Linked DNA regions of Mus musculus: all the other regions are linked to region 3. A link is a loop called in an ENCODE intact Hi-C map of the cell type or tissue named here. Cell type or tissue: heart. All regions are shown on one strand.

Region 1 (8,000 bases), 410 kb before region 3:
GCGAGACACTGCTCTCTTCAAGTTTCTGGAAAGCCTTCTGTGGTGGTTTGAAAGAAAATGGTTCCCATAGGCCCACAGGGGCGGCACCATCAGGAGTTGTGGCCTTGTTGGAGTAGGTGTGGTGGTGTTGGAGGAAGTGTGTCACTGGAGGCGGGCTTTGAAGTCTCAGATGCCCATGCTAGGCCCAATGTGTCCCACCTGCTCTTCCTGCTGCCTGCCAATGCAGTTGTAAAACCCTCAGCTACCCTTCCAGCACCATGTCTGCCTGCGTACCACCATGCCATTCCCACCATGATGATAATGGACTGAACCTCTGAACTGTCAGCCAGCCCCAATGAAAAGTTTTCCTTCAGAGGAGTTGCCTTGGTCACGGTGTCTCTTCACAGCAGTGAAACCCTCACTAAGGCACCTTCTCTATTTTCTGTCATATCAGGGACAGCTAACTTTGATCCACCACGATCCTGTCAGTGAGGGGAAAGGGGTGAGAACCTCAGCATTGTCGGGGTTCTGCTCTACCAAACTGAAGATGCACCCCATTAATGTCTCCAGAGCTGTACTGCTAGCTCCGGTCAAATCTGCCCACTGTGGTGATCTCTCTGTGATTTCCTCTGCGGCTTTCAGAGCTTTTCCTCTGTTGTTTCTGAATGATCTCCCTCAGGTTCTGGCTTCCTACGCAGAGGACTCCGGCTCCAAGAGGAAGACAGCTTTGAAGGTTTTTTTTGTGTTTGTTGTTCTTTTTTTCCTAGAAGAATTGAGTTTAAATTGCTCACGTAGACATCCATTTGGATAGGAGGATACGGTGGCTGATAAAGGCCACACCCTGGGGTTGAAAAACTGGTGGAAGGGACCGGGATCTCTCATGACAGGAAGATCTGTATCGAGTCCTCAACAACCTATTCCCTGTCCATGTCTGCTTTTCTTCTTCTTCTTCTTCTTCTTCTTCTTCTTCTTCTTCTTCTTCTTCTTCTTCTTCTTCTTCTTCTTCTTCTCCTTCTCCTTCTCCTTCTCCTTCTCCTTCTCCTTCTCCTTCTCCTTCTCCTTCTCCTTCTCCTTCTCCTTCTCCTTCTCCTCGTCCTTCTCCTTCTCCTCCTCCTCCTCCTCTTTCTCTTTCTCCTTCTTCTCCTTCTTCTTTTTGAGATAGGGTTTCCCAACGTAACTAATCCTGATTGTCCTGAACTCACTTAGTAGACCAGGCTAGCCTTGAACTCACAGAGATCCTCTTGTCTCTGTCCCCCCCCCCCCCGCAAGTGCTGGGATTAAACTGTGCACCACCACAGCCAGCTACATATCTGATTTTCAAAAGCATCTTATGTACATTTTCTTTACATACACACATGCATATATATGCTCCCCAATCTAACTAATACAAATTCCATTATTTACAGGGTAAATAAAACTAGGCAGGCCCATGATTCCCCCCCACCCCACCCCACCCTACCCCATTTCTTCCAATACAACTGCCCTTGACACTCAACTTACATTTTATTTCAGCCACTTGGAAATGGCACGGTGCTCTGAGTACGACATCTGAATGTGCTTCTTGGTTTTCAGGTAGCAGACATACTCACCCTACTTCTGCAAAGACTTCCGCTCAGACCAGATAAGTTTTAGGAACTGGGCTGACAAACAGGCATGGTGGAGCACCCCCATAATCCCAGAACTCTGGAAATAGATGCGGGAAATTTCTGTAAAGTTCAAGGCCAGCCTGATTTAGCCCTACCCTATCTCAACCAAGTGGACAAAAAAGAAAAAAAACCCAAAAAACAAAAAACGGATCCCAAATAATCTGCACAGATCCCCCAAATAAAAGGAAGTAATTTTTCAAAAGTTCCACTAGAGGGCGCCAAACTGAAAGAAACCATGGAGCCTAGTGGCAAAACCGCTTAGGAGCTTGCCTTGGTTTATTAAGAAAAAAATCTGTCATAATTGAGTCCATTCCACAGTTTTGTTTTCAGAGCTGGAGATCAAATCCAAGTCGTTGCTCATGCCATCCACGGGCTCTACCCCAAAGCTACATCGACAGGCCTTGCCTTTTTGAAACAGGGTCTCACTATGCTGCTTAAACCGGCCTTGAACTCACTGTTTCCCATGCTGATTCATAACTCAAGATCTTTCTGCCTCGGCCTCCTGAGTGCTGGGATTGTGGACTGGGCCACTGAGCCCAGGCACATTTTTTTAATTATTAAAGTGCCAGAAGCATTTCCTTGCTTTGTAGGTATCCTTTTGAGTCTGTCACGGAAGGTGCCCTTGGATAACCGGTTACACTCTTAAAGTCCTATGGTCAAAGGGAAGGCGTCGAAGACCACCGCAGCTTCTGGTGGGACCTTAGCAGTATTAAACAGGATTACTGCCTAATTGCTTCTTTTAAAATCACTGAGAGTCCTGCTAAATGACTTAGATTGCCTCATTAAGAAATCACTGCTGAACTTACAAAGACCTCATTAAACTGGGTGCGGCGGTACACGCTTGCAATGCCAACATTTGGGAAGCCGAGACAGGGGGGAATTGCTACAAGTTCTGACCAGCCTGGGCTGCAGAATGAGGCCCGGTCTACAGTGAGCCTTCTTACTACAGTTCCTTCACCAAGAAACCCATGTGTGGATTCATGACCATATTAGTAAGGATTGAGTCCTTCCTGGTGCATTGCCAAAAGTCACCCTGCAGCCGAGTGAGGGAGGTGGATTTGGTAACATTGTCCTACGGATGCAAGAGGCTGAGTAGCTACACAAATAGCTCACCTGGTACCTTAAACCTCTCACTTTCTTTCTTTCTTTCTTTCTTTCTTTCTTTCTTTCTTTCTTTCTTTCTTTCTTTTTTATTATACATAAGTACACTGTAGCTGACATCAGACGCTCTAGAAGAAGGCATCAGATCTCATTACAGATGGTTGTGAGCCACCGTGTGGTTGCTGGGATTTGAACTCAGGACCTCTGGAAGAGCAGTCAGTGCTCTTAACCGCTGAGCCATCTCACCAGCCCTCTTACCTTAAACTTCTTAACGAGGACACCAAATGCCATTTTCTGTACTCCTCATCCCTGCCTGGAACAGATGTCTTCACGGACACTCTGGATCTCAGGTTCCTGTGGCAAAGGATGTACGTAAGGATGTGTTGAAAACTGTTAGATGCGTTTTCTAGTGGCGTGGCTGTTTCGAACTGTTTGCCAAAACACACTTATCCTTTTTGACCTGGTCTGGTGGACGAAGGCTTTGTTTTGTTTTTATTTTCTCATTCTGTGGTCCAGGCTGGTCTGAACTAGTGGCAAAATTCACCTGTCTCAGCTTCCCTGATGTTGGAATTACAAGCCCACCACACCCAGTTTAATGAGGCCTTTGTGAGTTCAGGGGTGATTTCTTAGCGAGGCAATCTAAGTCATTTAGCAGGACTCTCAGTGATTTTAAAAGAAGCAATTATGTTCAGCAGTAATCCTGTTTAAGACATAAACAAAAGAACTCAGGGATTAGTAAGTGTTACAGAATGAATGCTCTTTTGCTCTTTGAATCATGCTCATTTTATTTTAGGGATCATCAGAAGGATGTATATGTATTTTTTAAAATTTATCCTACTCTTATATATTCCACCCCAACCACCATTTCCCCTGCCCCAACACCTCCCTTTGTTGTTGTTTGTTTGACCGATGGTTTGTTTTCAAGACCAACTTGCTTGTCTTGGGGCTTGCTCTGTAGACCAGGCTGGCCTCAAACTCAGGGACCCACCTGCTCATACCTCCTGAGTGCTGAGGCTAAAGGCACGCGCCACCATCGCCATCCAGCCAGTTAGTAAGTATGGTTAGCCCCAAGGCTTAGTGGGTAACATCTGAGTCTTCCCATGAGTTCATGTAGGAAGAACACTTGGTTTTGTTGTTGTTGTTGTTGTTGTTTTGTAATTTTTTCTTCTTTGTGCACGTTTCTGTGCATGGTGGTGGGGCATGTGCCTCCACGTGTGTGTGGAGATCAAAGGACAACTTTGTGGAATCAGATCTGTCCTTGAACCCGGGGAACCCAGCCAGCACCACCTTGCAGGGCTGCAAGTGTCTTTACCCGCTGAGCCACCTCTCACCCCAGAGCAACTGTTTCTAGGGACCAGCTGAGAGCTTTCAGCAGACATCTTCCTCACATGCCTTTCAAGCATGCCCAGGACCGCGTCAGATGTTCTGTTGAAGATGCTGCTGACCATGAGGAGTGACACCATTTGCTATCTCCAGTGACGAAGGGACATACCTTGAGTCACTTTCCTGGCCAACAGATGCAGAAGGAAACCTCCAATGACTTCAGTAAGGTCATAAAATGTGTGTGAACCATTCAGCTGTCCCTTCAATAGTTTGTGATCTAATTTCTTTACTGGTAAAACTCCTTGTCTCAAATGTCAGAAAGCATGTGCAATGACACACACTTTATTGTGTTTATAATCATGGGGTTTGAATTGTATGTTCATGTCTGTTTTCTCATTTAGGAAACAGCGTGAAAGGGATTCTGTCCAGTAATTTCTCCTCCCACTAGTGGTTATAAAAGGACAGCTGCCAAGCACGAAGCCACCTGCATGGCAAGAATTGGGCATCGTGTCAGCTTTTGCAGAGGGGAAAACAGGATGTTTTTTCACATTTCCAGCTTGGCGAATAGCTCTGCATCCACCCATAAGCGTTTTCCCATTTACAGAGGTTTATTTATTTGTCTGTCTGTCTATTTATTTATTTATTTATTTATTTATTTATCTAGACCATAGTCAGTTCTCTGACTCACCCAGACAAGAAAGAAGTCCCCATGGCACAGTGTGGGGCGCAACAGAGAGCTCTGTGTTCTCTCCGCCCTCCCGCTCTCTCTGTTTCCTCCAGCACACAAAGATGAATACGGGATGACACTTGTGTCTGGGCTGGTGAACAGCGTCTTCAGAAGCTATGGTGTAGGTTTAGATGAACTGCGTGGGCTTCTCTCAGTTCACATAGTCCAGCCAAAGAATCGGTGTCTTCACTGTGCCTTCTGGCTCTCCCAGCTGTGCTTCTTGGGAGTTATTAAGTGTCACAAGAACTCACTGATCTCAGACTGCCACACTGAGCAACAGCTGGCCTCAGGGGTTTGGGTCACGTTTCAGACAAACGAAAATGAAGCAAGCATTCAAAATGAAGCAAGCATTCGGCTTACCAGGTGTAGTTCCCCCACCTCCCCTCTGCCCCCCGCAAGTTCACGAGAGGAGAGCATGCTGTTGCCATTCTTTGAAAGTGTAGAACAAGGCCGTCCAGGAAAACATGAGCTGCAAGCTCACAGCATCTGTATTAAGAGAAAAAGAAAGAAAGCCATCCGTTGTTCTACAACATAATTTAACTCAATATCATTTCAATGCATGATCAACATGAATTTTCTCCTCCTCCTCTTCCTCCTTCTCTTCCTCCTCTCCCTCCTCCCCGTCTTCCTTCTCTTGTTGCATATGAAATAAAAGCCAGATCTTGGGACATGGGTTCACAGTGTATGTAGCTAATCATAAGACAAGCAGAGTCCAGTGGCAGGGCAGGAGGCAGAATTCCAGATTCCAGGTCCCTTTGACTCATACCTCTTGTTCCTCCTGCCCCTCTATCCAGGCGTTTGCTAGCCTTAGCTGGTGGAGGTCTGTCTGTGGTTTAAAGCTACTTCAATAGCAGGACGTTAGAGACCACCACAGTTCTACAATATCTAGACCTCAGATACCTGGCTTGGCTCAAGTTAATGTTAAGTTCAGAATTACCCCAGGCCCAGCCCAAACCAGGCATGGTGACACCTGTCTGTAAGCCCGGCCCTGAGACTTGGGGGCAAGAGGAGATGAGATCAAGTTCCTCCTTTGCTGGATAGTGGGTTTGAAGCCAGTCTGGGATGTCTGAGACGCTCCACTTCCTAATATTCTCAGCTCAAACTCCTTGGGCTCTCCCTGTAATTAATCCAAAAGCCTTACACCAAAACATACACTGGTGACAAGTGACAAACTTGTACAGGAGTGAAGACAAAGTGTAAAAAGAATGATAGGGCCTCTATGCAGTCAGTTTTCATGAACCTCAAGCCAAAGAAGGCTTCTTTTGTACTGCAATCAGGAAGAGGGTGGATAATGTAGAAGAATATCGTGGGCAGGCACGGGGGCACGTCCCTCTAATGCCAGCTGGACAGGCAGAGGCAGGAAGAGTTGAAATTTGAAGTCGCCCTGAGCTACACAGTGAGTTAGAAACATGTCTGCACTACAGAGTGAGATCTTGTCTCGATAAACAAACACCCAAACAAACAATGGACACACCAGGTTGTGTTTCTGAGCCCCAGAGCAATCCCTTCTTGCTCTCTCCTCAGCTGAATGCTGTTTCTGGGTAGCAAGTCTGGGAGTGTACAGGGGTGCTAAATGAGATGTACCCACTTACAGGGAAGCCATCGCCTCCCTCATTCCATACGGAAATGAGGCAGCTAGACTCTGAAGGTATTATCATCTAGCCCTAGGGCTCCCTCACTATTTTCTGCAATCCTACTTATTAGAACACCATTGAAGTGTACTATGGAGTCTACCCTAGTGCGTGACCATACTCTTTGGGAGACAGAATTTCATTTGCCTCTGCTCCGCTCGTTTTCCTAAACTGTTTAAATCTTTAGTGATCTGGCCCATTCCAGGAACAAAGCAACTGAGACTTTCATCAGAGCTTCATCTGTCAGCTTAGCTTCCTCCCAGAGGACACAATGAACTCCATTCTCGCTGTGTGAAAGGTGTTAGTATGGGATGGCTAGCCCTGCCCAGAGAGGACAGGGTCTGCTTCTCTGAGGGACTACTATGAGGGTGGGGGCTGGGGCTTGGGCTGGCCCCTCTCGGGGACACTTCCTGGGCGCCTTCTACTCTGTGACTTAAAGTTCTGAGGAGGGAGATAGTTTTCACAGTCAGACGGTTGTCTCCTAAATCCAGCCTTCTACCCTGCTATAAATGGGCATTGGCTTTGAGAAAACTGAGCAGACAATTATGTGAAATTGTAAGAAATACACACACACACACACACACACATACACACACACAGGAGACCAGATAAGGAACTGATGGGGTGTAATGAGTAGCCTGGTTGGCATGAGGGGTAGAAACGATGCTGAGGACGGGAGAGATGATTACCTGTCCAACACTGAGATCACTGAAAAGAAAGATAGCTCAGCATCTAAGAGAGGGCTTTCAGCTCTGAGCTCACAAGGGCATACTCTGTTTCCAGAGGACTGGAGTTTGGTTCCCAACACCAGGTCAGGTGGCTATCCCCACTGTAACTCTAGCTCCAGGGAATCCGGCACTGTCTTCTGACCTGGGAGGGTGGCCTCTCTTCTTCACAGTGGACGCTAAGAGCGGAACTCTTTCCAGTATCGGTAGCAGGTAGACAGAGCGTCCAAGGCCAACAGGATCTACAAAGCTCCTGAAAAAGAAGAAGGAGACTCTGAAGGGTGTTCCTGGGTTTGGATTCCTGCTGCAGCACTTGGTCTTGCATAGCCTAGCATAACCTAGCTGCTTGGTCTTGCATAACCTAGGATCTCTGTGCCTCGGTTTCTTCATCTACAGAATGAGGATAATAAGAGCACCGAGCCCACAGAGCTACTTGGAGAATTAACTGAGACAGCACATTTACCTGACAAGCAGTATTTAGCAATCCACATTTCCTGTTTCTTGATCCTAAAACCCTACCTCCACCACTTGTCAAAATAGCTTACTGCTCGTGATGCATTGGCTCCTCAGTCATTCTCACTGAGCTCAGGCCACGTTTCATCCAAGGCAGCTGGGATGATGGGCGTGGGTCCCGGAACTGATGAACAAAAATGGACAGAGAAGGATGGGACAGTGACAGGAGTCTAGAGGAGTGGGTAGCCCCACAAAAGGGAGGAGCACAGATGAGGAGGAGGGTGCTGGAGGCTCGGCAGGCATTGACCCACATGTCCAGAGTTCTGAGGAGAAATGCCACAGTACCCGGAAAGCCAGAGCACCTACTTATGCGACATAGATACACACACAGACACACATGCACACACACACACAC
Region 2 (8,000 bases), 470 kb before region 3:
GTGTTCTTTAGTCTATAGTGACTACAGTCAGGCACAAGCTGGCAGCTCCTAGGCTAGTAACTAAGAAACAGGGGGTGCATTAGCAGGCCCCTGGCCACCATAGACCTAGTACTACACGAGTGCATTAAGTCTGCCAAAGAAAGACTAGGAAACAAGCATGCTCGGTGAGCATGCACAGCAGAGCTGTCTCCAGCTGGGGCTGCCAAGGGAAATAAATATATCTACAAAGGAACCAAACGCAGTGACAAACAAAAAACAATGCAAAGCTCCTCCTACCGTCCTCCATTCAGCGACAGCATTTTCCAGAGACCCGACCCACTCCACAGTACTGGCTTTCATCTGCTTAGTGACCTAGAGAAATGTTAAAATATTTCAGTAAACACGCAATCACCAGGAAACACAATTCTTAGGCCCCTGCGAGACCAGACAGGGAGCTCTGGTCTAGAATCCAGAAGAGATAAAAGTTTCATAAGCCAGCTCGAGGGTTCTTCAAACCATATAAGTGGAATTCCTTCAGAATAAACGACACATTGATTTCCATATAGCACGGCTGAACTGGGCTCAGCGGCACAAGCCTGAGGACCTAACGTTGACCCTGGTGAATGACTCCACAAAGCTGTCTCCTGACATCCACATATGTGACATGACACACAGGTCTCCACACGCACACATACACTAATAATAAAATATAAATATAAGAGAGGATATATTCTGATGTGTAACTATCTCAAAATTTGCCTTTTATTTAAATATTTATAGGCATGAAACTTCTCTCAGAAGAAAGCGAGGGTTTGAATTATCAAAAAAATATGAGGTGCTTTGAGAAAGTTACAAATGTTATGTGATTCCCAGTTGTGATCTATGCTGCACATGGCATTTCCCACCTTACCACTGACAATCAGACCCAGATGGGGACTCCTGGCTCTCACAGTGGTGCAAGTCTTAAACTAAATCAACAGTGAAGCCTTGGCTGGGCCTCTGCTCACTGCTGCCCCCTCAGGTGGAGGCAAGCTTCTGCAAGGGGGTGCTGCTGTGTGTTTAATTGGCTTTCTTCACTAAGCTCTTGTCTAGGTCGGCTCAGACTTGCAGTTACAGTAAGAAGAAAAGTAGGCCACGGTGGCTCACCTCTAATCCCAGCACTCAGGAGTGAGAGGCACAAGAACTACTCTCCTGCAAGCTTCAAGTTCCAGGCAAACAAGATCTGTGTGGTAAGATTGACTCCCAGAAAGAAGAAAAAGTACACTTCTTCATTTCATGAACCCAGCTTTGAAATTACAATTTCAGTGCCCTCTATGAGTCTATAATGCAATCCTGATTGTATTTATTCTTTTTGTTAATGAAAATAAGCTTTATTACATCAAGTAATAAATACAAAGATGCAATAGTTCCAGTCGTTTTCTTCCAGATGCTGTGATGGGCTCACAGTAAACACAGAACTGAGATCTACAGCCTCAGGATGGACATCTGCAGGGTGCTTGGGAGGTTGGGTAAATGGCTCTTTCTTCTGTGCATTTTAAAGATTGACTTCCGAGCACTCAGTCATGCAAACGCTTAGGCAGAGAAGCTCCATGAAGCAGGGTCTACACTGTACACAGGCAGGCCAGCTACTGAGCAAAGGCGCTGTGGTTTGCACTCAACTTGGAGGCAGGTGAACTCAGGGAAAGGACGGCAACTGGGGTGATGTGTATCCAAAGGGAGGCTAGAGGGGACACTGGTATTTGGGGACAAACAATAGCTTGCTGTGAAGTGGCTTCACAAACATCTTTCAAATGTTTGGAAAGAAAAAAGAGCTGCGTCATTCCTAACTACTTAAAATGCACATCGTCAGTTACTGCAAAATGTCCTCCCAATCTTTTGAGTGTGGGTTCAGAGCTTAATGACTGTGGTAGAAAAATGACTGCCATTTTGCACAAAGCTTCTCATCTCCACGGGTTAGTGAGATGGGCCTTCAGACCGACCAGGGAATAGGACCTGGCATTCCGTTCCGTTTCAGCCAAGCACTCCCGAACCAGGCTCTGGGCATGAATGATGCCTCGTTTTAGCCTCTCCATGGCGCTCTTGCTTCCTGCATACGTCAGTCTGACCTCTTTCCCCAACTCTTCAATGATGGCCAGCAGCTCTGCATATTTACTCTGAGGCACCTGGCTATTTCCAGTTCCCTGGGTGTAGCCTAGCAATGGGGGTTCATAGTCACTCAGCAGCTGGCGATATTGGGAGTAGAGGGTGAGTGGACACTTCCCTCATTGAGCTGTATTTATTCTTTATGTGTGTGGTGTATGGTGTGTGTGTGTATGATGTGTGGCTTGTGTGTATGTGTGTGGTACATGGTATGTGTGTGTGTGGTGTATGGGGTGTGCTGTGTGGTGTGTGTGCATGTATGATCCTTTGGAGCTGGGGTTACAGGTGATGGTGAGCTGTCTGACATGGGTGTTGAGTGAGATTCCAGCCCCAATCCTGGGAACAGCAGTAAATACCCTCAGCTGCCGAGCCACTCCTCCAGCTCCTACCACAGGCTCTTCCGACTTTTAAGTTGGGAGAATACAATCAGAAAGAATCCAGCTAAGATGGCTCAGTTGCTAAAGCACTTGCCACTTAACCATGAGGACCTAAGTTCAATCCCCACCATGCTCAGCATGGAGAAGGGAAGAGAGAGGACTCTAGGCAAGCCAGTCTAGACTAACTGAGATATCAGTGAGTGATACTGTCTCAAAAACTGAGTTGGAAAGTTCTAGAGGAACAACATCCAAGGTTGACCTCTGATCACTCTCCCCACGCACACAGTCACACACAGAGAGAGAGAAAGACAGACAGAAAAAAGGGACAAAGAATACAATGAATAAAATTCCACCATGTAACAAACTACAATGTCAGACCATAGAACAACAAAAGGAAGGAGAAAGAGTCTATGTGAAGAATCCTTTTAGTTCCTTTTATTTATGTGGAGAGTGTGTGTGTGGTATATGTGGTGTGTATGGTATATGTGGGGTGTGTGTGTGTGTGTGTGTGTGGTATATGTGGTGTGTATATAAGGTGTGTGTGGGGGGGTATGTATGTGGTGTGTGTATGTATGGGGTGTGTGTGTGTGGTGTATGTGTGTATGCGGCATGTGTGTGTGTATGTGGTATGTGTGGTATATGTGGTGTGTGTGTATATGTGTGATTTGTGTATGTATGTGGCATGTGTGTGTGTGGCATGTGTTTGTATGTGGCATTTGTGTGGTGTGTGTATGTGGCACGTGTATATATGTGGTGTGTGTGTATGTGGTATGTGTGTATATGTGGTGTGTGTGTGTGTATGTGGTGTGTGTGTGAGACAAAGCTAACACGCACCCCTGCTTTAACAGTAGCATGAGCACTTCTCTCTGCCACTGGCCACCGTTCATCACTGTCTGATTCCACACTCTGAACTTACTGCCAGCAGAAGTTTTACAGACAGAACTCACGCAGTTGATAAAAGATATTAGTGATGAATGGGGCTCCCGACATAGCCAATCTCGGTGTCAGCAATGCTTTGACTATGACCTAACAGCCCAGCGCGTCCCTCTCCACAGTGGTCCTGCCACAGAACCTGATCAGCCACACGTCTACTGCAATAACACAGGAGTCACAGATCTTGATTTAGTGACAGTGTGGACTCCTTTGGTTTTGTTCTTCTTTTAAAACGGATGAACAAAGATATGCAAGCAAGGAGGCGACACATTCACACAGTGCAGCACGTTCAAGCAAGACGAGCAATTCAGCAGCTGCCAGTCACTGTTCCTAGTATTTATTTTTATTTAAAAAATTTAAAGTGTTATATGTATGGGGATTTTGCCTGTACATATATATGTGTACCACATATGTGGCTGCTACTATCAGAGGGCAGAACAGGATATGAGACCCCCTGATACTGGAATTACAGCCAGACTGCTGTGAGCCACCGTGTGGTGTTGGGAACTGAGCCTGGGTCCTCTGCAAGAACGCTTGCTACAGTCTCTCCAGCCCTCATTCCTAGCTGTAGTGAGAATTTTGGTTTCTTTAAAAAACCAGGCATATGGAGGGTGGAGAGATGGCTTGGAGGATAAAAGCACTGACTGTTCTTCCTGAGGTCCTGAGTTCAATTCCCAGCAACTTCACGGTAGCTCACAACCACCTATGGTAAGATCTGGTACCCTCTCTGGCTTTCAGCCACACATGCAGACAGAACACTGTATACATAATAAATATTGCTGGATTCCTGGTTGGAGATATCCCGATGACGGAGATTGGATTTGCCCCAAGGAACCCGACACCTCTAATCAGCATGAAGTAGTCTAAAGATGTCTACATCCCCTTCTCTTCTAACCTTCCTCTCCCATCTAGTGTTGGAGGGTTGGGAGGGATTAGGGTGGAAGATCTCGCCTACAGCTAGCACGGCTTATGAGTCAGGGCTAGTCATCTGCAGAGGCAGAGCACCCTTAGAAGGCACTGACATCATCACTAGTTCTGTATCTTGATGTGAAATCACTGGTGCGAATGCCCCTGGAAACATTTAGTTCAAGATGACTGGATCAGTAGGTGCTTGCTTACAGTTTATAGGTAGAAAATAAAGACCTAACAGAAAGGCAGGAAAAGACATCCAGGGAGTGAACAGTAGGTGTCGCTGCCACACTCCGTATGGAGTGGAGCTTCAGAGACAGGGCACCATCCGCTCTTCAATAAAAAAGAATTCATCACAAACTAAAACACATGATATATAAACTCACCGCGCTGCACTGTTACTTGTACATTTTAAAGTATTTTACCCAAGACCCATCTTTAAGACCAAGTGTGCAACGGGAGGACCAGATCCTTCCTCACCCTTACCTCCTCTCGTGCACTCTGCCTGGAGAGGTCCTGCCTGAGGTCTTGCGCGGTCTCCAGCCCAGAGTCTAAGAGACTCTTCATCCCAGAGGTTACACCATCCTGGAGAGCGGCCATGAACTCCTGTTAGGAAAAATGTCTCTCAGTTAGCTGTGAGCTTGGTTTCACAAGGTAAAATTTTATTAAATGTGTGTGTGTGTGTGTGTGTGTGTGTGTGTGTGTGTGTGACACAGAGAGAAAGAGACAGAGAGGCAGAGGAGACTCAGAGAGAGAGAGAGAGAAAGAGAGAGAGAGGAGAAGAGAAGAGAAGAGAAGAGAAGAGAAGAGAAGAGAAGAGAAGAGAAGAGAAGAGAAGAGAAGGAGCAAGATGGAGACAGAGAGACAGAGACAGACAGAGCGAGCGCACATACAGGTGTCACAGGACAGCCTGTACACTTGGATCTCTCCTTCCACCCTGTGTCTCTGAGAAACAGCACTGAGGACATCAGGCTGACAGCCAGCACCTTCACCACTGAGCCACATCACTTGCCTGGTTTTACATACTCTTCAAAATTATAAGATAATGAAACTGTAACTCACCCTCAGTTTATTAAATTCAGCTAAAGTTAGTATAACTAACTTTATAAAATCTATTAGGAAATAAAATTAACAAAATGATAATGTAGTACTCCGCAGGTGTCACATTGGGAAGAATGGTCATTTTAGGCAGGCCTTTATTTGCTAGGAAATAATACATTTTAATATATATTGTTCATAGTATAAACAAAGTGGGCAAATATAAATATTCTATAATTACTACTATTTCATATATAGATGGGGTAAGACCATGTTCCACAGTTTATAGCAGCCATCAAAAGATAAAAAGCACATTTTCCCTTTAGGTTTTGAGATTGGTCTCACTATGTCGCACAAGTTGTCCTTGATCTCCTGATCCCCAACCCCTAGGTACTGAGGTTACAGGTGAGCACCCTACCCTGAGCCCCAGTAAGAGTTTTGTTTGTTTTCTGAGACAAGGTTTCTCTGTCCTGGAACTCATTATGTAGTTCAGCCTGGCCTTGAACTCACAAAGATCAACTTGGCTCTGTCTCCTTAATGTACTCGAAATGTATCCCACCATGCCTGGCTCCAAAAGGACTGTAAAGATCTGTAATCACCAATCATATTTTAACCGCTTTTGTTGGCTTGTGATTGAGAACGGTATTCATGTAGCCTAGGTTGGTCTCAAGTTTGCTTTACAACCAAAACTGATCTTGTCCTTCTGATCCTCCTGTCTGCCTCCGAAGGCTGGATTACAAATGTGCACTCACAGCAATGGAGATCAAACTCACGCCTGCTCTGCAAGCTGCCAGAGGTACATCCCAGCCTTATCCACTTTTGACCAAAAGAATTTAAGATGGCCAAGCTATTAAAAGTACAGGTTATTTTGAAAAAGGAAATGCACTTATTTTGTTATTCTGTGTAGCGCTGCTATTATCTGAAGTCCCTGGCGTTCCTTCACAGGCTTTCCAGCACTAATGCTGTGCATTACCTGGGTACTGGAGACTTTGCTGCTGTTTTCCAGAACACAGAGCTTGCTCCCTTTCAGAACAGCTAGCTGACCCACACACTGAACAGCCTGCTGTATAATCTTCATGACTTTGTTTTGAGCCTCTTTAACCATCGATGAAATATCCGAACAGCATCCCTGTGAAATAAAGATGGGTCCATATAGCACATATATGAGATTTTAAAGCAAAGAGAAAGGGGGCAGTGGGTGAAGTTAGCAGGTAGGAGGGGCTGGACCTAAGCCCTCAGTGCCAGCACTAAAAATAACAGTAATAACAGGGCAGTCGAGGCTGTTTAGGAGATAAGGGCACTGGGTGTTCTTCCAGAGAACAGAGGTTTGATTCCTAGCCACCACAGGGTAGCTCACGGCCATCTCTAACTCTAGTTCCAGAGGACCCAACACCCCCTTCTGATCTCTGAGAGCAGCAGGCACATATGTGATGCATAGGCACACATGAAGACAAAATACCCATGGATCTAAAAGTAAAATTCATAATATAGTGACCACTGAAGTGCCTGTGAGAAACAGAAAGCAGGCAGCCCTGAAGCTGACAGCTGTAACATGAACAGGATTCAGCCCCCTCCCTCAGACTTGACACCGAGGAGACATAAATCAAGTGTGCAGTTAACCCTGAGTCAGGGTTAGACGCAGACATCAGTAAGACGAACAAATGGTACACCTTTGACCTTTCAACTTTAACTGTTCTTGGGGAGGGGGTGCAAAGGAGAAGAGGAGAAAGGAAAAGCACCCCAGTTACTTTAAACAACAGCCTTCCCTACACTCAGTGCGCAAGTTGCAAAGGCACAGGGACCTCCCCTTTAATGCTGCTTCTTTCTGGCCCCGCCCCCTGCAGCCCTTAGAATGCCTGGCTTGGCCTGCCACTCAGAAGACACTTGCTCATTACAGCAGCACAAGGTAAGGATCAAGCATGCTTCACTAGTAAAGTGTTCTGGCTAGAGCAGTGCCTTCCCAGTCACTTGGCATCTCCACCCTTCATTCGTTTCATAGAACGCATCCCACAAGCTGTGTGGAAGCTTGTAAGTCAAGTTCAAAGTGCTCTTCCCAGGAAATGAAGAGAAGGCAAGACATTTCACAGCAGCAACTGGACCAACTCTCTCACACCATGATTTCATCTGACGACCACAGCAACCCTGCCAGGTGGCCATTACTGTTCTTATTTTCTAGGGAAGAGACCCAATAGCTAAGCAGCCTGCCTAAGGACACGAATTAGCAGGATTTTAAATACCAACAGTGGGTTCTGGTCCTTATCTGTCTCTGTGTCCGTCTGTCTGTCTCTCTTACATTCTTACACACACACACACACACACACACACAACCTCTTAAACTGCTTTTCTTTCATTTCTACCTCAGAGCATCCCGGGCTATATCCTTTATTAGGGCTGAGCCTAAGTCACACCCTCAGTTCTGACTCTGGCTTTATCCATGTTATGTTCATGTATGTTTGTCCATGTTATGTTCAGGGTCCTATGCTGTCAGATCTTCTTCACCTGAAGCTTGCCCACATCTGCCTGTAGTCACCTCCGTGTTACATTCTTCTCTTTCCCTGTTGTCTATATCCAAAGCGACCCTTCATTTGATGTGAATTTCACATTCATTCAACAACAAATATCCAA
Region 3 (8,000 bases):
CCAGGGTATGAGGCCTGGACAGGAAGACCAGGGTATGAGGCCCTGTTGGAAGCTTATATGGGTGCTACCCTGCATGATGTACCTAGATTCCAGGGTTTTGTTTTATTTTTATCTATCTATCTATCTATCTATCTATCTACCTATATCTATCCATCCATCTATCTATTCATCTATCTATCTCATTTATTATCTATTTTTTAGACTAATATTATACCATAGAGATCACTGTAAAGATTCAATGATTCAAAGATGAAAACCACTCACTGCAGAATTTGCTGTGTTGCTGGTGAAGGGGCAGCAGAGAGTGGCACTGTAGCCCTGTAATGCCCTTTCTACAGATTTCTATATCATATGCCCCTAGCAGCTCAGTGTAGGCAACCTTCTGGAGTCTATCCAGGGAAGGAGGTTCATGCTCAGCACCCCTGGTTCACCTTGCTGAGGCCCAGCCTTCCACATCTGTCTTGGTACCACTTCTGAGAGTTCTTGGGAAAGCGCCATGAGTTTGCACCTGTTGGGTGCTTGGCACTGTGAATATTGTCTGACAGCTATCATGGAATTGGGCTGAACACGTTTAGTCTGGGAAGCTTCGGGGCCACTCAGTAGCTCAGCAGTGAGGACGCCAGTCTACGCTGTGAGGGAGCCACGGTAGCAGCATCTCCCACAGAAACCAAGTGACTCCCAGGCTGGAGCTGCAGAGCTTGAGAGGAAGGGTGGGAAGGCTTGCTTACCAGGCCGAGGTTCAGAGTGTTGTTGTCATCCTCTGGCATGGGCAGGTACACTGCCAGGGCCACACAGTTGGCAAAGATGGTGAGCAAGATGATGGTCTCGAAGGGTCTGCAACCAGGGTTAAGGAGAGCCCTGGAGCCATCTGTGGGATCTGTGGGGTTGAGGGCATGAAATTCCTAAAGGCCAGTCTGAATAGTCACTATAATGCTAAGAGAGAGTCATGTGGCGGGGGGCTTGTACCCCAAAGTGGCTCGGGGGTAGGGTTGGAGTTTGATTATGTTCAGGCTGAGTAGGATCGGGAGAGGGGGAAATGGGAGGAAAACCAGATTTTCAGAACTATGTGTACACACTCATGTGTGCAGGCTTGCACTCCCAGGACACCCTCCCCCCGTACGCCCCAGAACTATGTGTACACACTCATGTGTGCAGGCTTGCACTCCCAGGACACCTCCCCCCCATACTCCCCCCCTCCAGCAGCTAATTCATGAGGGCACTCTGGGTGCCACCCTTCCTGACTGGCTGGTCATTTAGAAAGCAAATGTGAGGAGGGAAAGCCAGGCAGAGTCCTTGGTGCATAGGCGGGGTGGGGAGCGAAAGGCACGCTATGTAGACAGATTTGGATAAAATCCTGTTTTCATCCCAGAAGCTTCAGCTTTTGAAGAGAGATGGGGGATGAGGGGGGGAGTAGCACAGAATAGATCTGTAAGAGAGTGGGCTCAAGAAAAGGGATGCCCTGCCAGGGGAAGCTGCTCTCACCAGAGAGGGCAAGGAGGAAGGGGGCTGGACGTGATGTGGCCTGGCAGAGTGTAGCAATGCGGATCAGACTCGACTCCAGACCCGCTGTCTCTCCATGGCTCCCGTATCCTTCCAGCTACTCCTCATTCTCCATTTTCCCAAGGAACAGCTGATGGAATCCCATTCCTCCAGAGCACGTCAAAAATATTTCAAATATTCCTGACTCTCTCAGAACCCACTCAACACGGGCCTCCTCTCTGCAGCCCCTCCTTACTCCCCCCAAATAGCCCAGATATTATCATTGTTATTTCCAGAACAAACCTAGAGAGAGATTGAGGTCCCTGTCCCCCAGGGTACTACTTCTGAGCTAAAACATCCAAGTTTGCTCGCCAGCATCCAGGAGCCAATAAGAGCAGGCCTCCCCTCGAATCCACTTCTCCAGTTCCATTTGTAACTGGGACTCTAGCCAGTGGAAGTTGTCCCTGGACTGTCAATCGTTTTCCACTCTCCCTCTGTGGAGGATTTCCTCAGGAGCTGCTCCGTCCTTCATCTTATTCAAAATCTTGGGTGGTACCCCCATGATGACAGAGACCTGAACACACTTAGAAAGACTCCTAAGAACACAGGCCCTCCACAAGATGCTCAATAGCTCAGTGGCTCTCCCCTATGACCCGAGAGTTGTCCTCAGGCTCCGAGAAGCCCCTTTCCATTGTGGCGGAGACCTCCCTTCCTGCTTTCGCAAAGGTTCCTTTTGCTGGTCTAGGTGTAGGTTCACCCCTTTCCCAAGAGCCTGGGTCACCCTGATGCTAAAAGTCCAAGCTTTGTGACCACCCCGTACCTTCCACCTCTGCCTCCCACCCACTCCCTGCTCCATCTCGCTCAGGTGCTAGAAAGGATACTTCCATTCCACGATGCTGATGCAGGCCTTCCTCAGGGGGTTCTGTAGAGTCAGGCAGAACAAGGCCCGCGGGGGCCTCGGCAGAATCTCAGGAACAGGTTTCTTCGGCTGCTTCTTCCTCAGGCCCTCGTCCTGGGGTGAGGGCGGCTCCATGGCTTTCCCTGACACCCCTCTCTTCCCCCAGCCCACTGCCCTCTCCTCCCTGTGTCCCCAGTGCCCCCACCTTGGGGACTGGACCTGACTGAGCCTATCCTGCTGAGGCAGGCAGACGGGTCGGGCGTGGGGGCGGGAGGATTACTCTCTCTGCTCCCAGCGAGTAAAATTAGCCCCTGCTGCCCAGCCCAGGCTCCTGCGGCCAGGCAGCTGTCATTCCTTCCAGTCCAGCCGGTGACATCCCCATCTGCCCCCGAGGAGGCAAGGGCTGGGTGTAAAGGGGTGACTTATTATATCCAGGCTTGAGACGGGGTAGGGGCAGTGGGAGACAGGAAGGCTTCACAGCTGGGGCAATGAGGGTCAGGGAGAGGAACCCGTGGAGTAGAGCCACAAACTCCAAACAGGTTCCTTAGATGGAGATTAAGTTTCTCCCCACCCCAACTCCGTGGCTCTGTCCAGAGAATGTGTTGGGTGGTGGCCTAGCTCAGCATAGCTCCACTCACACCAGTCTCAGTGTCTGTCAGGATCTGCCCAGGACCCTCTCACACTTGCCGCCCCCAATGCCTTCTTCTGGCAAATATGGAGCCCCTCTCCTACCAGAGGGAAAGGCTCCAGGCAACCTTGAATGTGCACTGCTCTCACAGGGCCCCTGGTCCTCCAATCCCTCACTAGACAATGTCTGTGTGCTTTCTCCCTAGAACCCTGGCCTCTCCCATATTCAGTCTCAGCATACACACTAATCTCTCTGGAAATGTTAGGTGACTGCACCAGCTAGCAAACATTGCAAGGTGGAGGGTGGGCATAGACAATAATTCAGGAATCACAAAATTCAACAATCCCTTTTTATTTAGTCCTTGATGTAAACACAATGTCAGTGGACCCTAGAAGCTTACAAGTCTTGGGGTGGGGGAGGCGTTAAGTCCAGAAGAGACTGAAGGGTGGGAGAGGGGAGGTGATCACTCGCTGTCAAGGAAGCCAATGGGCACCAGCGACCTCTCCCTCCCTCTCTCTCTCTCTCTCTCTCTCTCTCTCTCTCTCTCTCTCTCTCTCTCTCTCTCTCTCACACACACACACACACACACACACACACACACACACACACACACTTCCCCTAAGTCTGTCAGCTCCAGGGTGCTGAATGCAAGCAGCTGCCTGTCTTCACTTCCCTCGTCCCTCCCTCAGAATTCCTGCTCTTTAGAGGCCATCAAGCTCCTCGCTAGTATTTGAGGCCATCTTGTGGAAGGTTCAGGCATAACAGAAAGTGTGGCTGACTTCCAGGGGACTTGGTGTGGTGGACAGCAGAGCTTCGCTGAGGCTGGTCCAGGAGCTGTCCAGGGCTCTGCTCCTCACCGCAGACATCAGCTCCTGGGATCCGTATCTCGCCATCTCTACCCCAGGCCCTCACATCTGGCTCAAGTGGGTGGAGGTGGGATCACAGACCTCGAACACCACTGTTCTTTGTCCCGCACAGATGACCCAGAAGCCCCCAAAGCTGTTCCCTAGAGGGGCAAGTCCAGGCCTCTGGCCAGATCAAAGGCTGGGTTCCTCCGACTCCAAAAAAGGCGACGAGGAAAAGGGGGATCCACTGGACTCGGCCACCAAGGAAGAGGGCTGCGGCACGTTGCTGTGGCCCGTGTGGGCGGGCGGCGGGGAGGTGGCGGGAGGTGGCGCGCCGTCGGGGGTGGCGCTCAACAGCTCCTGCAGGTACTTGATGTAGCGGATGGCGGCGCGCAGTGTCTCCACCTTGCTGAGCCGCTTCTCAGTCAGGGCGCCGGGGAGGTGGCCGCGGAGGCGCGCGTAGCCCTCATTCACGCACTTGACGCGCTGCCGCTCTCGCTCGTTGCGCTTCTGGATGAAGGCAGGCTCGAACGGGTAGTCGTAAACCCCGAAGGCGCCGGGAAAGGGCACGTAGGGGAACACCCCAGTGTAGGCGTCGTAGTAAGGCGGCTCGGAGTGGCCGGGGTACAATAGAAAGGGTACGTTGCTCAAGGGTTCGGTGGCTGCCAGCGGCGTCTGTCCAGCAGGGGCCACGACACCTAGCTGCATGCCCCCCGGGGGCCCACGGTCCACCAGAGCTCGGCAGAAGTTACTGTTCATTGTGCCTCGTGGAGCTGGACCCAGAGTGAGGCCCTCTGAAAGGCCTCTGCACGGGCTCTGTGTGGTCCTGACAAAGGGGACAAGTCACATTGCTAGCACTCTGGGGTGCTGCGAGTTGCTAAGGCTTCATTTTGCCTTTTTGGGTTGGCTTGGACTCCTTAATGTGAGTCATAGCTCTGGACAAGTGCAGCAGCTAGCAGAGGCACAGCAGGTATCTGCTGTGGTCGCGCCTGCGGTGACATGTGTTGAGCAATCTGAGCACTTTCTCCCTCTTCCCTGCCTGGTCCTCCTGGACTGAGAGTCTTGCCTCTTCCTGCAGTCCAAGGCCGCCAGCACTGCCCCTGGCTCTAGCTGCGAGCCTCCATGACCAGATTCCCCCAGCGCCCAATTCTTGTTCCTCACTGGATCTTTTTGCAGGATCCCGGATCTGCGGGGGATGTGGGCAGAGGCGGAGAGCCCGTCAGCTCAGCAGAAGAGTTCCCAGAACTTTGCTAAAAGTAGAGAAAAGTGAACATATCACTAAGGAAAGGCCTTTGTGGTACTCCTATCTCCAGAAACAATCAAGAGGAAAGAGGGCGGGGATTTGGAGAACTGTTGGTCTGAGCTCAAATCTAGGGTTCACTCCTCAATAGTCAAGTGACATACATCTTAGAGTCAGAATTCCATATTTGGAGAGACAGAAAACATCCTTTATAGTTCCTAAGATGAGAACCAAAAGAGTACAAACACATTCCAAAGCACCCGGTACTTGGCCTGGCAGATAACGGCAGCCATTAATATCATTTCCTCTGAGAATTCAGATCATCTCCTCAAGGCTACCTTCCAGGGCCTGACAACTAAAACTTGAGACAGTCTACTGGGACAGGGGGTTTAGAGAGATGGCTTTGTGATTAAAAGCAGGTACTGCTTTTTACAGAGGACTGGGTTTCCAGCAGCCAGGAGCTCACAACTGCCTGTAACACTCACTATAGAGGATCAGAGTCCCTTTGCTTCCAAGAGCACTGTGTCCACCTGCACATATCCATACAGAGACACATTTAACTGTAATACCATTGTTTAACGGAGCTAATCGAACTAGCAGGAGGAGTTGGAGCAACTATCTCAAGTTAGCCCAAGCCCCTCTCTGGTGAATGAAAGATAACCCTGATTACAAAGCCCTGGGGGTTAGCTATTTCAAAGCTTCCTGCCCCGCAGACTGTTGTCACCTTCCCCTTCCCTGTCCCAGGTCACATGGGTCCAGGAGGACATATGGGTCTCAAACCCTCTTGGCTTTCTCCTCTATGGCACCTTACAAGGTGTCTTCTTTTTTTCTTTTCTTTTCTTTTCTTTTTTCTATCTTTTTCTTTCCCCTTTGGCTTTTGGAGACAGGATTTCTCTGTGTAACCTTCACTGTCCTGGAACTCACTCTGTACCTGGCCAAGCTGAGCCATGTCCCTAGTATGTAATAGATGCTTCATAAATCCTGTCTGAATAACCAAGAAAGAGGATTAGGCCAAAAACTGGGTTTGCCAGGGTGGGGCATAATTACACGTAGCCATTCCCTGGTTTTAGAAAACTGTTATTTAGGAAATAATTGGTCTGTGTTGAGTTTAAGTGCTGCCAGAGCTCATCAGCTGTGCATATCAGATTTGAGCACTATGCCCTGCCTCTCTGGCCCTGCTCCCTGTCCCCGTGTGTGTTCACAGTGTTCGTAAGTGTCCTTGGAGTGCTCGTAGCTCTGTTCTTCGTTCTACTCTTTGAGGACGATGCTCAGAGTTTACTGATGGGTGAGTAGTCGACCTGCATTGAGAGAGTGGGGGCATCCCGAGGTCTTGGCTGTGGTTCAGCCTTGTCTATCTGGCAGAAAAGAGCCAGTCCTCTCCCTGCCTGAGAAGCCGGTGGCAACCTCAGATTTTTGAGTGTCCTCTATACCCTCCCGCAACAAACCAACAAGGATCCAAAGTCTCAGAGTCTCACACTTGCTAGAAGGTGGAAGCTGACGTATGAATCATCAGGACTAAAATTCTTATCTTCCCGCTCTTTGTAGCTGACCTCTAGAGCCTCCCACCAATGGTAGTTTTGACATATAATAAGAGTCAGCTTTGGCAAGATTCTAGCTCTCCTGGTGGGGCTCCCAGGCCCCAGCCTGTGCTGTCCAGGTTGAGTATCTGAGAATTTACTCAGGACGTGAATCCCAGTGGGCAGGGCTAAAGCTTTTTCTTTTAAAGCTAAAGTCCCTCACACCATGCTGGGCACATAAAGATTGTTCAAGATACTTGCCAGGATTGTTCTGTGTCTTTAACTTTTTGAAATAGAGACTTGATTGCTTATATTTGATCTGACAGAGGGCAGAAGTTTATTTGTATTAATGACAATTTTAGGAACACAATTTCTCATGATTGATTCAACATGAGAACTTATTTTTAAAATAAATAGTGCATGCATTAGCATTTTTTTTTGTTTTTTGGGGTTTTTTTTTTTTTTGGTATGTAACTATTCAGAAAGGTGACTCAAACAGAAGCCCACTCCAGTCCGCAGACTTGCCGTGAAATAATGATAATTTTAGCTGTTATCCGTCATGATGTGTTCTAAGTGATGTTCTCTAAACCTTCTCAAGCTCTCACACCACTCTTGCGAGGTAGTTAATATTATCTAGTTTTGCAGGCGAGAAAACACAGACACATTAAGGTTAAGTCACTTGTCCTAGACCTTGTGGTGAGGAATCGTGACCTAATAAATGCTAATCAATCCTGCCCAACTTCCTCCTCTTCTGTGGCAGTTCTCTTGGTGACTGTGCCACCTGATCAGGGGATCAGAAAGGCTTGAATGTCCAGGCAGTGGAGCTTAATAAATCTGAGCTCCTGCTGGAGGGAGACCCCACTGCAGATTAAAGTTATCGCGCATTTAGGGTATGCCGACAGAGGTCACCCTGGTCACCCCGGGAAAGGTGTCTTGTTAGTGGTGGGGCATGGAGTTCCTTTTGGAGCTAAACATTATGATCTCACCCCTGAAACCATGATGAGAAAATCCTTTGTCCGAGTTTAGAAGCACACACCCACACCACCACCACCACCAACAACCAATCAAACAAACAAACAAATAAACAGAAGCAGTGGTCCCTTTCCCAACTTGTAAATCTATGAGGATCAGAGAACCTGCCCTTGGGCTCCCTGGTAGAAATGGCTGTCCACAGCGCCATAGTGTGGTGAGGAGAAAAATTGCAAGTATTTTTGAAGGCCCTGACCCTGTGTTGTCTTGGAGACTGAAGGTCCCAGGACCAGCCAGGAAGAAGCTGAGTGGATTTCTGTCACTCCACTATGTTTACCTTGAGTTTGTTAAATATACACATCACATAAACTTTCATTGCACATATATGTGCAATTACCTGTGTTTTGTTGTGCATGGAGTGCAT
Region 4 (8,000 bases), 160 kb before region 3:
TCCCATCTTCCTCTTCAGGGTGGACTCCTTCCGAGCAGGCGCGGAGGGCCGAGGTCGCAGTGCCTTTCCCCGCCGCCGCCCCACTCATTACACAGTGACAGTGCCAGACTCCTGCTTCACACCCGGCAAGCCCCCACTGCCACACCCTGCCTGCCATTCCTGCTCTGAAGACAGTGGCTCTGATGTCTCCAGCATCTCCCATCCCACCTCACCTGGCAGCAGCAGTCCAGACATCTCCTTTCTGAGGCCCCTCTGTCTCCCTGAGCCACCTCGCCACCGTGGGGCCTGGGGCCCAGCCTGTGGCAGAGAGCTGGCCCCTCATTACTCTAAACTTCTGCTACCCGCTGGATACTTCCCAACGGGGCGCTATGTGATGGTGGCCGAGGGCCACCTGCCGCCGGGCGAGTGGGAGCTGTGTCGTGCAGCCGTGGGTGCTGCCTATGACGAGGAAGGTGCACCCCTGCGTTACCAGCGACTGGTACCCTCCCACAGCCGCATTGTGCGCACACCCTCACTAAAGGACAGTCCTGCGGGCCGGGGACTCAGCAAGGCAGCAGTCTCGGAGGAGCTCAAGTGGTGGCATGAACGCGCACGTCTCCGGAGCAGCCGCCCCCACTCGCTCGACCGCCAAGGGGCGTTCCGTGTTAGGAGTCTGCCTCCTGGGAGGGAGAGCTTCGGGCGGGCCTCAGGACCCAGGACACAGGTACAGCTTCCCGTGGGGGGAAGAAATTAGACCAGCAACTACTGGCCGAGTAATCACCAGTTAGGAAAATTAGGCCAAAAGAGGAGAATATTTCCTCTTGGCTTTGGAAGGCACTTCTGCCTTCCCTGGGGGTGCCTCTTAATTGTGCCTACTGTGTTTAGTGTCTAGCGCAAGAGTGCATACCAATGTGCCCTGGTAGAGATTGTCCTCACAGATAGCTCAGAGATTCCCCCTAATGGCTTCACGGATGATCCACAAACCAGATAAACTTCCTCAGAACCGAATTGCAACCCAAATTAACCCTTGGAATTTACTGACTCTAGGGCCCAGGGGCAAAGGGAGAATCTGGAAAATGGGTTTATAGAAAATAACTCACTGTCGCCAGGCTGGGAAGGAGATGGTCTCACAGTTGACAGCTAGAGACTACCAGGTTCTGATTCTAACTCTATGGTCCTGTAGGTTACTTAACGCTTAGGCTTTTGTTTCCCCCTCTAAAAGATGGGCGTAGTAAATGACCTCTCTCATTCATGGGTTGGATCAGAGGCTGAAATGGTTAAAGCAATATATGAGAGTCCTAGATCAGCAATAGCTCTATCACGGGGGCTCCCAGAGGGTGGTGTCTGTGTGTGTGTGTGTGTGTGTGTCTGTGTGTGTGTGTGTGTGTGTGTGTGTGTGTGTGTGCGTGCTAGGTTGTATCGGAAGTAAGAAGGATTCTGAGCACTCTGACTTCGGGTAGGGGTGCAGCCTTGGTTTCTGTAAGCCCCATTTCTTCATCCTGGAATTGAGGCTAGCCGGCATGAATCCTTTCTTTATTCTCTCATCCGGATTCAGAAGGCTATGCAGGGGACAGACTCTAGAAGTTACCAACAAGCTGCTTCTTTGAGACCCCAGATTCCCAGCAGCCCAGCTGCATCATTCCCCACCCCCACCCCTGATCTTTGGGCTGTTGCAGCTGCCATCTCTGGCTGGGCAGCGCCCTGGCCCAGTCCCAGGCTATACACCCTCTAGCTGACGTGCCTATCCCTTCCTGCGAGCTTAGACCTGCCTTTGGTCTAGGCTTGGCTCATCCCAACCTGTCAGACAGGGACGGTGATGAGACATGAGCCCGGGAAAGGTGGAGAAGAAGGTCAGGGTGACCGTCATACCCCAAAGGACCTGGATCAGGGGTGGTACCTGGGGGGCATCATTCCTGGGGAGGGCAGGAGCAGAGCACCAGGGCTTCACTATCGATGATGGTCTGTGCCTTTAAGCAAAGAGAACGATGTGGCTGAGCTTGCTGCACTGACCTTTCTACCCAGTTTGCTCATCCGCCTCTCCTCTCTCCCTGCCTGTGACAGGTGCCCCCCGTGTACGTACTCCGGAGGTCGACGGACGGGGCCCCAGTGCAAGTCTTTGTGCCTGAGAACGGAGAGATTATCAGCCAAGTGTAACTCTTCTGAACGCCTTGCCTCGTGCGGGAAAAGACTTTTCTATTGGAGCTGGGGTCGAGGACCCCCTCACCCTTAAGTGCTTCTTTCATCTCCCCTCCCCTCATCGCAGGCCGATGATGCAGAGCTGAGACCTTTCGGTTTTTTTACATGTGTTTCCCAGAAGTCCTGACCTGAGGATTTATATCTGTGATTTGTCTTATTCTTTAATAACATGATTATGCTTTATCCCCCAGAGTCTGGCCTTTTGGACTAATGTCGAGCTGGACTAATCGACAGCATTTGTCTCCTTATGTAGGACAAGTGGCATAGAGGGCCCCTTGAGACGTCCCATATGCTCTGGGCCCTCTTTCTGAGATACCTGTTGCTTCTTAAGGCTGGAGGCCGGATGTGGGACTCCCTCAACAGGGACTCTTCCCTTGTTTCCCAGATGCTGGGCAGAACTCTCCTCTCCCCTTCAGGGCACAGGCATTTCTGTCATGGTGTTCTTCCCATACCCTACAGTAGTCCCAACCTCCACTTGCCATATTGTATGGCTTCTGAGCCCCTTCCCCAGTGCATAGATGCCCCCCCCCCAACCCAGTGTATTCTCTGGATCCCTAAGTGCCTTAGATCCTGAGCCACAGAGCTGAGAGACTTCTGAGTGCTAGTGCCTCCCCACACCTGAGCATCCTTCACATTAATTAACTTATTGGTCTTACCTAACAGCTATCTCGTGTGGTTGCACCGTGGCGGTGCCCTCCGTTACAGGGCAACCTTGTGCCAAATACTTCAATAAAATCTGATTGGCCCAGCTGAGGATGAAGGATTCTGTGTGTGTGCTGAGTTGTTTTTTTTGTTTGTTTGTTTGTTTTGACCAAGCACAGAGTGGGCTCCTTGAGATGGCTGCCTGGTTTGGTCATGACTCTAGGGAGCAAGCAGAGTGACAGACAGAAACTCAAGCTGCTTCTCTGAGCACAGGGAATCCAGCAAAGCTCCTCAAGGTCTCCAGAGCCTGAACTTTTAGCTCAACTGTTAAAATCTGGAAAGCCCAGATTCCATTTTCAGCACCCTCATGGCAGCTCCATGGAGTAACCTTGGAAGGCACTTCAGCGCTTTGTGATCCCTTTTTCTCTGGCTTCAGATGGCCCAGGCTCAGTGGTTTGAGGCTTATTTGAAATTGTTCTTGTGGCTGGAAAAACAGGCGTTCCTTGGGTAAGGAGGGGCTCTCCATAAGACCCCTTCTGTGTTTTTGCAAAAGGTGGAGAGGGAGGGGTAGTAGGAGGAGAGGGGTGTTGGAGGGAGGCTGCAACTTTTTCTGCTGCCCTGTAGGGGGTGCTCAGGACTTGAGAGCAGAGCGCCTGCTATGGCTACAGTTTCTGGAGAGCTTGTGGCCTGAGTCTGAGGTAGCAGCTCTGTGTCAGGCAGAGAAAGGGGTCTCTGTTTTGCCTGTCCCTCTCCACAGTCAAGGAAGAGGTAGGTCACAAAGGGCCAGGCAGATGGCTATGCAGGGGTGACGCCAGTGCTGCACTTGGTGGCCAGCCCTAGAGACTGTAGGAATCTGGCTTTCAAGGACCTGGCTTTATTAGGCTGGGGGTTGTTCCATGCTAGGGGTTGGGTGGGAAGGGAAGAGAGTTCCAGGGCCTCTAGAGAAGCTGTGGGCATCCTTATCTCAGACCTGAACATCAATGTAGCTATTAACTGTGGCCAGTAAGGACTTGATTTTGGATGTAACTTATTTTGTGGTAAGTTTGAACTTTATTTTTCCTGTGTTGGGGATGGAACCCAGGGTTTCACACTTGTCAGGCAGGTATTTGGTTTTGTGTTTTAGCCATCTGTCATCTGTTAGGCCCAGAAAAATACATTTTAGGGTTTTTTTTTTTAAATGTATATGGGCGTACCATGTGTGTGCAGTGCCCACTTTGGCTAGATGAGGGCATCAGCTTCCCTGGAACTGGAGTTACCGTGAGCACTTTTAACCGTTGAGCCATCTCTCCAGTTCCCACCCCCAATTCCAGGTAAAGCTTGATCAGAGGGTTCTGTTGTAATAATCTTTCTAGGTGGCAAAGAGGTTGAAGTATCTATATATCTATATAGCTATAGATATATAGATATGGGAGGCTGTTAAGAAAAAATGGGGGATAGCTAAGTTCTTGTAAGCAGCCAGCCTTGAAATGTGCCAGTGTGAGGAACTGGTTGGGCATAACTCCTTTCAGTTTCAGTCCATAGGCTAGCTCTACACCTGAGCATCCATGTCTGGGAGTTGCAGGCACGTTAGAGTCCTTAGCCTCCCCTCCTGGATGGCAGAAGGGACATCCTAGAGAATGGGAAAGAACCCTCTGCTAAGAACAGCTTCAGAACCTGACCTTAAGACATCAGAACCACAGATAGAAACTTCCCTGGGAGCCAGCTTGAGTCTGAGATTGCCACAGGAGATCCTTGGCTGGTGCCTGCATGACCCATAAGGAGTCAGGGTTCTTCAAGGGGGGTTGTGCACTTTCCCCAGAAACAGGAGATAAAATGGGAAACTAGCAAACAGGACCTAGCATGGGCACTGTCCAGTCAGTTCTTGTGGTTCTGTTTTGTTTGTTTGTTTGTTTTTTCTCTTCTCTTCTCTTCTCTTCTCTTCTCTTCTTTTCTTCCCCCTCCCCTTTCCCCCCTCCCCTCCCCTCCCCTCCCCTCCCCTCCCCTCCCCTCTTCTTTTCTTTTCTTTTCTTCTTTTCTTTTCTTTTCTTTTCTTTTCTTTTCTTTTCTTTTCTCTTCTTATTCTGCCCTCATGCCATGGATAAATGCAGAGCCTCAGGACATGCTGAACAAGTGTTCTGCTATCTCCAACCCTGTCCTTGTAAATGGTCAGGCTGCCTCCTGCAGCCTTCCCCTATACTAAACCTGCATCACTAAGAAGACCAGACTCTCATCAGGCCTGACTGCTGGTCTCATTACAAGCTGTTGGATCCTGTCCTGGGTGGGCAAATGAATCTACACTCCGAGGAGAGAAATCTGAACAGAGTAACATTTCGGTCATCGATGTACGATGTCTTGTTAGAGCCAAGTTTATCAGGTAAGCAGTTTTCTGTAGGCCTGGGTATCACTAATCTTACTGAGGCAGTTTGGAAGTGATAATGGCTCCCTGGCCCTTGCTAGAGATGTCACTCTAAGGGCTATCCCTTTCATAACTACTCTCTAAGGCCTGCTCCTTCTGCAGGCTCATCTCCCTCAGAGGCCTGGAGCTTAGCTGGGCGTTGATATGGTCTGAGATATTGAAAGCTCACCTAGAGGCAACTAGACGTTCAGTGGAGCCCTAGATGTTTAAAGCCTGTAGGTAGTATGGAAAGATCTTTCCATACTACCTACAGGCCAATAACCTCTTAACCAACACTTGATTTTTAGACTAGAGGTGTCCAAATTCCAAGTTCTTATAGCCCTAATCCTTTAAAATTTAATTTCACTTTATTTCTTTACCATGTGTGTGCATACACATGTACAATGTGCATGCATGCCATGGCATATGTGTGGAGGTCAAAGAACAACTTCCAGGAGATGGGTCTCTCCACCACATGGGTCTAGAACATTAAGCTTAGACTGTCAGACTTCTTGGCCAGCTGGATAACCTGCTGTGTTATTCTGTTGGCCTTTGCCTCCTTCCCTCTCCCTCCTCCTCCTCTTTCATTTCCTCTTCCTCTTCCTCCTTCTCTTCCTCCTCTTCCCTCTTCCTCTTCCTCCTCCTCTTCTAGACAGAGTCTGGCTAAATTACTCAAGCTTGTGATTCTCCTGCCTCAACCTCCTGGTTAGGATTACAAGAATGTGCCACCACGTCCCAACCCAAAGCCTATTTATATCTGCACTCTAATGCCAGGTAGACATCTCAGAATCAACATGGCCCATGGCCCAAATGAACCCTGGCTTTGTTACCCTCTTCAGATACCCTCAGGTCAACAAACGACAACCCAAGACTTCTAGTCTCTCAGACCAAAAATTTAATTTCTTTTTTCTTGAGGCAGAGTCTTGCTATGTAGCACTATGGCACTGGCTGGCTCAGAGTTCACTTTGTAGATCAAGCTGGCCTCACAATTACCCTTATTCTCTGCCGCAGCCTCACAATACTAGAATTGAGAGGGTGTGCTACAACACCTATTTGATTTTTTTTCTTTTGTATCTAATTTTACTTTTTGATGTATGATTTCAGTATGTAGCTCAGGCAGGTTCAGAACTCAACTATATAGCTCAGGGTGGCCTCGACTCCAAGACCCTTCCTTCTACCTCTATCTTCCAAGTGCTTGGATTACAGGTGTGTGCCACTATGCCTAATTAATTTTTGTTTAGTACTTGTACCAGATTCTCAAACCTGGAGCCTTCAGCATGTTAGGCAAGTGCTCTACCACTGAGCTACACTCCTAACCCTAAAACAATCTTGACTTCTTTGTAGCTTTTAGGCTCACATCTTCTCTATCATCTATTTCTACTGATCATCAACATAGATATCAGATATGACTACCTCCTGCTATCACCTCCCTCCAGGAAAGCTACCATTTGTCTCTCCTGGTTATTGTTTCAGTCTCTTAACTAATCCCCTCCTTTTTAAAAAGACAAGCTCTTCTTATAGAATCCAGACTGGCCTTGGACTCACTATTAGCTAAGGGTAACCCTGAACTCCTGGTTCTCTTGTCTCTGCCTTCCAAATGCTAGGATTAAAGATGTGCACTACTGCACTGGGCCTGGGGATGGGGGTGTATTTTAATTTACTAAGGACCCATCTGCCTTTATTAGTTCATTGAGCATCACCACATGGAGGTCTATCTTTGCCATTGCACAGTTGATGAACCTGAGTCAAGAGTTTCATTTGCAGCAGACCATGGGGTTAGTGAATGGAAGGGCTGCACTTTGGCTTCAAACCCTGCCTAGAACCTTTTGTCTGTAGGGACAACAGAAGCCTGCACTCAGGCCCATTACCCCCCACACCCGCCCTATTGCTATAGCTCTCATTCATTTGTCTTATCCCTTCAGGACTCAACTTGGCATAATCAGGCTTTTTCCCTAGCCTTCCCTCCCAGCCTCTGTCTTTACTTCTCATTGCAGCAGGCCCTTAAGGCTATATGCATCTCCCCTTAGTTGACAAGAAAGGCTCCCAAGGCTGACTTGAGACTCAAAGTCCATTCACAATCAAGAATCTCAAAGTCAGTGTTGGACAGTCCCAGAAATCTGTGGGACACTGAGAGTGGCTCGAAGTCCTTTCTCTTCTCAGTCATTCTTGTATCAGTGGCCATGTCTGATGCAGAGTGTCTCTTAAGTCCATGCCTGGATGCTTTCCATGTTGGCCTCCATGCTTACATAAGAAGTGCTACAAATTCCCATGCCACACCTCTCAGTGAAGGAGGAGGGGAAGAGCTGCTGTCCCTTCCCACCTGATAAAGCCAGCTGATACCTCCAAATCCCCTTTCAGGATTGTGCCAGTCAGAGAAAGAAGCCTATCAGCTCATTCTGGATTTTATGGAACCAGGACAGATGGTAAGGAAATGCTTTGAGACTCTTTGGGAACTAAGGAGCAGAGTAGGAAAATCTGAAGGTCGATGCTTCCCTTAGCCCTAGCCCCGAAGCCGCCTGAATGTCACCTTCTCACTGGCCACAGACAGGGTGGCAGTCACCCTCCTGCCTAAAGGATCTCCCTTGTAGACTCTCAGCCCTACTGTCCCAGAAGGCTACAAAGACCCTAGACACCAGAGATGTGTAGCACAGTCTGCTTGAGTTGGGATTGGACAAAGTGTGGGGTGCAGGTCCCAGGTCCTGCCCTGAGACTGGCTTTGTCTTCTGTCCCAGTCCCAATTAGACAAGCTCAGTTTCCTGAATGCTGTGTCAACATTGAGCAGCGTTGTGCGTGACCAGGCCAATGGCAA

What was found. Peaks named below come from ENCODE experiments on the same cell type or tissue, not always from the same donor. Only the 100,000 strongest peaks of a DNase experiment are listed, where the experiment ranks them.
Region 1: it touches region 3 in a loop (5-fold over the local background); 14 of 42 quality-filtered maps call a loop at or near these places.
Region 2: it touches region 3 in a loop (3-fold over the local background); 6 of 42 quality-filtered maps call a loop at or near these places.
Region 4: a loop joins it to region 3, with 4 times the contacts of the local background. A loop is called at or near these places in 7 of 42 quality-filtered maps.

What each region holds. Positions count from the first base shown.
Region 1 is chr1:136,452,938-136,460,937 of GRCm38, reverse strand. It overlaps a transcript of Ddx59 not described here. Among named protein-coding and RNA genes, the nearest start is that of Kif14, 11 kb to the left of the region's middle. In heart, no CTCF peak of the experiment used is centred here; no DNase peak of the experiment used is centred here; H3K27me3 peaks cover 797 bases.
Region 2 is chr1:136,518,133-136,526,132 of GRCm38, reverse strand. Kif14 (kinesin family member 14) reads right to left here. Exons shown (of 29, transcript NM_001287179.2): 25 at 6,349-6,504; 26 at 4,824-4,943; 27 at 277-351. It also overlaps the pseudogene Gm29485. Among named protein-coding and RNA genes, the nearest start is that of Kif14, 54 kb to the right of the region's middle. In heart, a CTCF peak has its summit at 4,612 (motif pointing right); a DNase peak (open chromatin) is centred at 992.
Region 3 is chr1:136,047,413-136,055,412 of GRCm38, reverse strand. Ascl5 (achaete-scute family bHLH transcription factor 5) reads right to left here and starts at 4,609. Exons shown (of 1, transcript NM_001270609.1): 1 at 4,043-4,609. The coding sequence starts at 4,609. The coding sequence ends at 4,043. Cacna1s (calcium channel, voltage-dependent, L type, alpha 1S subunit) reads right to left here and starts at 2,602. Exons shown (of 44, transcript NM_001081023.2): 1 at 2,361-2,602; 2 at 729-834. The coding sequence starts at 2,512. In heart, CTCF peaks have their summits at 3,754 (motif pointing left) and 7,800; a DNase peak (open chromatin) is centred at 3,772; H3K4me3 peaks cover 888 bases; H3K27ac peaks cover 1,204 bases; H3K27me3 peaks cover 5,985 bases.
Region 4 is chr1:136,208,459-136,216,458 of GRCm38, reverse strand. Mroh3 (maestro heat-like repeat family member 3) reads left to right here and starts at 3,639. Exons shown (of 23, transcript NM_001329610.2): 1 at 3,639-3,854; 2 at 5,056-5,170; 3 at 7,550-7,614; 4 at 7,924-8,000. The coding sequence starts at 5,083. It overlaps Inava (innate immunity activator), which reads left to right. Exons shown (of 10, transcript NM_028872.3): 9 at 19-703; 10 at 2,041-2,937. The coding sequence ends at 2,133. In heart, a CTCF peak has its summit at 3,443 (motif pointing right); no DNase peak of the experiment used is centred here.